Regions from separate parts of the Homo sapiens genome. Here region 2 is linked to region 1. Evidence: read pairs that join two places in POLR2A ChIA-PET (ENCODE). Cell type or tissue: GM12878. All regions are shown on one strand.

The links. ChIA-PET counts read pairs that join two places held together with the same protein. Peaks named below come from ENCODE experiments on the same cell type or tissue, not always from the same donor. Only the 100,000 strongest peaks of a DNase experiment are listed, where the experiment ranks them.
Region 2: POLR2A ChIA-PET joins it to region 1 with 5 read pairs; 3 of 35 experiments call an interaction of 5 or more read pairs at or near these places.

The regions. Positions count from the first base shown.
Region 1 is chr2:62,735,902-62,738,401 of GRCh38, reverse strand. All of the region lies in intron 2 of EHBP1 (EH domain binding protein 1), which reads right to left. Among named protein-coding and RNA genes, the nearest start is that of EHBP1, 31 kb to the right of the region's middle. In GM12878, no CTCF peak of the experiment used is centred here; a DNase peak (open chromatin) is centred at 1,011; H3K27ac peaks cover 692 bases.
Region 2 is chr2:63,147,548-63,150,047 of GRCh38, reverse strand. The region is part of intron 17 of WDPCP (WD repeat containing planar cell polarity effector); the gene reads left to right. Among named protein-coding and RNA genes, the nearest start is that of OTX1, 98 kb to the right of the region's middle. In GM12878, no CTCF peak of the experiment used is centred here; no DNase peak of the experiment used is centred here.

The DNA of each region.
Region 1 (2,500 bases):
GACAAAACAAAATTAGTAATTATTAACACAAGGAAATTTTTAAAAAATGTTAATGTGATAATACTATAGGGCTCAGCTGCTAACTATGTTTACTAAGTCACAATGAATTCTGACCTAACTCTGATAGACCTGACTGGGAAGTGAGGGAATAGGAAAAGAGAAGGGTAAGTATGCTTCAGGGAGGATATGATAGGAGGGCTAAATCCTCACCTACCAAATCAACAAGCTAGGAGATACAGTCTACAATCAAAATAGTAAAAGAACAGTTGAAAGTATGTTGCTGAACAATAAAATACCACTTCATACCCATTAGGAAGGCTACTAAAAAAAAGACAAAGGCCAGGCACAGTGGCTCGTGCCTATAATCCCAACAACTTGAGAGGGCAAGGCAGGAAGATCACTTGAAGCCATGAGTTCAAGACCAGCTTGGACAACATAGTGAGACCTTGTCTCTACAAAAAAATTAAAAAATTAGCCGGACATGATGGCATGACCCTGTAGTCCTAGCTACTTGGGAGGCTAAGAGGGAAGAATCATTTAAGCCCAGGAGTTTAAGGTTACAGTGGGCTATGATCACACCACTGCACTCTAGCCTGGCTGACAAAGCAAGACCCTGCCTCTAAAAAAAAACTCTTTTTTTTTAAAGACAGACAATAACAAGGGCTGACAAGGATATGATGAAACTGGAACCCTCATACATTGCTGGTGGGACTGCTACGAAAAATAGTCTGGCAGTTCCTCAAAAGTTAAACACAGTCTTCCAGTTTGCCGCTCCATCCTAACAAGTAAAAAGCTGAACAAGCTGAAATATCAACAACTCTTCTTAGATCCATAACAGAAATGAGGTCGCAGGGCAAACCACTGCCCCCAAATTTAGAGAGATTAGCAGGTGAATACAAAGAATCACAACTTACCAGAGCTGAAACCTCTGTGGGAACCAGTACTTGGGTAGGGAAAGCTGAACTGTAATTGATCAACTACTGAAGGCTCAGTATGGACAAGTCTGAGAGATAAAAACTCCAGGGGGACCCAGTCGCGGGGGAAAGGGGAAGCACATTTTTGGGAGTTTTACCTCCTGTAGCTTTACCACATTCTCACAGTGAACAACAGAGAAAAATCCCCTCATGATCCCAACAAGGAAAGGGGGAAATAAACCATTTTGAATTATCCCAGAGCATTCTTTTCTTAACGAGGCCTGACTCATTAAGACAAGAGAAACTGTTTAACTAGAACCTAGCCTGCTGGGGTTTTGTCAGAGCCTAACTGACCTGGGAAAAGGAAAATATCCAACTCCAGCCCATTCTAGCCATCCTGCCCCACCTAAGCGCTAAACAAAGCACTTCTACAGTTCACAGTCCAGAGGCACAGGCTCGCTAAAAGACTGAGACTTAATCATAGGACTATAGAATGTTCCCCCAAACCCAGTCCTTACTGAATCACTAAAGGCCTACTACAGCAGTTCCTTTTACCCAGTACATTACATCTGGCTATCAAGAAAAATATTACAAGGCATAATAAAAGGCAAAAAACAGAGTTTGAAGAGACAGAGCAAGCATCAAAACCACATTCAGATATGGCAGGGATACTGGAATACTTAGACCAGTAATTTAAACAGCTATAATTAATATACTAAGGGCTCTAATGGATAAAGTATATGGCATGCAAGAACAGATGGGCAAAGTAAGCAGAGAGATGGAAATACTAAGAAAGAACCAACCAAAATAAAACAAAATAAAATGCTAGAGATCAAAAACACTACGATGGAAATGAAGAATGATCTTGATAGGTTTATTGGTAGACTGTAAATAGCTGAGGAAGAAAAATCTCTGAGCTTGGGTATATCACAATAGAAATTTCCAAAATTAAAAATCAAAGAGGGGCTGGGCACAGTGGCTCATGCCTATAATCCCAGCGCTTTGCGAGGCCAAGGCAGGTGGATCACTTGAGGTCAGGAGTTCGAGACCAGCCTGGCCAACATGGCAAAACCCCATCTCTACTAAAAACACAAAAATTAGCCGGGTATGGTGGTGCACACCTCTAATCCCAGCTACTCAGGAGGCTGAGGCAGAATTCCTTGAACCCAGGAGGCAGAAGTTGCAGTGAGCCAAGAACGCACCACTGTACTCCAGCCTGGGCAACAGAACAAGACTCTGTCTCAAAAAAAAAAAAAAAAAAAAGGCAAAGAGAACAAAGACTGAAAAAAAAAACAGAATAGAATATCCAAAGACTGCGGAACAACTACAAAAGATGTCACTACACATAATAGAAATACCAGAAGCAGAGGAAAAAGAAAAGGGAACAGAAGAAATATTTGAAACAATAATGACTGAGAATTTCTCCAAATTAAAGTCAGACACCAAACCACAGATCTAGGAACCTCAGAGAACACCAAGCAGGATAAAGGCCAAAAAACCTACACTTAGGCATATCCATTTCAAACTACAGAAAATCAAAGATAAAAAAATCCTGAAAAAAGCCAGAGGAAATAAATACCTTACCT
Region 2 (2,500 bases), 410 kb before region 1:
TTTTCCCATATGAGGCAAGTTCCATAAATAAAATCTTTTTTTTTTAAGAGAAAGAGTCTCACTCTGTCACCCAGGCTGGAGTGCAGTTGCATGAATACAGCTCACTGTAACCTCAAACTCCTGGGCATAAGCAGTCATCCCACCTCAGCCCTCTGAGTAGCTAGAATTATAGGTGCATGCCACCATGCCTAGCTAATTTTGGGCTTTTTGTAGAGACAGGGTCTTGCTATATTGTTGGTCTCAAACTCATTTAACAACTTGTTTAGTTTTACTTCTTTCTGAACTTTATATAAGTGGAAACATAGTGCATTCTTCTTGTTACTTACTTTTTTCACTAAATATTATTTTTGAATATAGCCATGCTGACATATGTAGATGTAGGTATGTTCATTTTCACTGCCTATAGTATTTCACCGACTGAATACAATTTATTCATCCACTACTCAGTTTATTCATTCTTCTGTTAGTGGACATTTATGTTGATTCTAGCTTTTTCTATTACAAACAGGGCAACTATATATTCCTAGGGTATATACTTAGGAGTGAAATTTCTGGTCACAGGCAATACACATCTTTAATTTTAATAAATAATTCCAAATATTTCCTAGAGTAGTTTTGCCAATTTATATTTCCACTAAACAAGTATAAGAGTTTCCATTTCTCCACATCTTGCTAATACTTAAACACTCAGGTTTTTAAATGTTTGCCATCCCTAGTAGCTGTGTAGTGGTTTCTCATTGAGGTTTTAATTTGTATTTGCCTGATTAATAATGAGGTTGAACATCTTTTCATATGTTTCTTGTCATCTTGTTTCTTCTTCCTTGAAATGCCTATTCCTATGTTTTACTCATTTTTCCACTGAGTTCTTTGCCTTTTTCTCACTGATTTGTAGTAGTCTTTATATATTTTAGAAACTAATCCTTTGTCAGTGTTACAAATAACTCCTCCCAAGTTGTTGCTTATCTTTTTCCTGTCTTTGTGGTTGACGAAAAAAATTTTTGACTATATTAAAGACAAGAATGCACCATTATACCTTTATGGTATGCTTTTATATCTTGTTTAAGATGTCCTTCCTTATTTCCAATCTCATACAGATAATCTCCTTTTATTAAAGTTTTTACCTTTCACATTTGTCTTTAATCCATTGGGGTTTGGGATGTGTGTGTGTGTGTGTGTGTGTGTGTGTTGGCTCCTGTGTCCTTTTAACCCTATTAGTCTTTGGCAGCAGCTTAACTTTTATGGCATGAGATGTCCCAGACTCATCTTGTAAATTCCTTGTAAATTCCCTGTCTTACACCTAGAATCTACTATTTCTCCATTTCTTCTGTTTTCTCTGGGTTAATCTTGGCTTTTAGACTTTTTTAGTGGACAGAAAAGAAAATACTTTTTTTTTTTTTCTCAGCCAGGAGTAGTGGTTCACACCTGTAATCCCAGCACTTTGGGTAGTGGGTGGATCACGTGAGGCCAGAAATTCAAGACCAGCCTGGTGAACATGGTGAAACCCTGTCTCTACTAAAACAAAAACAAAAACAAAAACAAATATTAGCTGGCGTGGTGGTACACGCCTGTAATCCCAGCTACTCGGGAGACTGAGACACAAGAATCGTTTCAACCCAGGAGGCAGAGGTTGCAGTGAGGAAAGGTCATGCCACCGCACTCCAGCCTGGGCGACAGAATGAGACTCTGTCTCAAAAGGAAAAATGAAAAACTTTTTTTTTCTTGATACAGTGTCTCATTCTGTCACCCAGACTGGAGTGCAGTGGTGTGATCACAGCTCACTGCAGCCTTAACCTCCCAAGCTCAAGCCATCCTCCCACCTCAGCCTCCTGAGTTGCTGGGACATTTTTATCAACTCTCAGGAATCAGCAACAGAAAGACATTAATTGGTATCTCCAGTCCAGGCTTCATCCCAGGCTTCAAACTGATAATACCTACAAGCCAATGTTAAAATAACTGTTCCTTCTAGGAAGTTCCATACCATCTTGTACTTTTCCTATCACCATAAATATCACTTTTTATTATAACTCTGGTTTAATTATCTCCTTCACTAGGCTGTAAGTTTTTTTTTTTTTTTTTTTTTGAGACAGAGTCTTACTCTGTCACCCAGACTGCAGTGCAGTGGCACGATCTTGGCTCACTGCAACCTCTGCCTCCGGGTTCAAGCACTTCCCCTGCCTCAGCCTCCCAAGTAGCTGAGATAACAGGCACGTGCCACCACTCCCAGCTAATGTTTGCATTTTTAGTACAGATGAGGTTTCACCATGTTACCCAGGTTGGTCTCGAACTACTGAGCTCAAGTGATCTGCCCACCTTGGCCCCCCAAAGTGCTGGGATTACAGGCATAAGCCACCGCACCCAGCCTATTAGGCTGTAACTTTCTAAAAGGCAGTATCTGTATCCATTTTGCTCAACATCTTACTGTTAGCAACAGACATGGAATTCTATCGTGAATGTTTTTAAAATAACGTAGGCAAAAATGCATGGATAAAGAAGTCTTTGA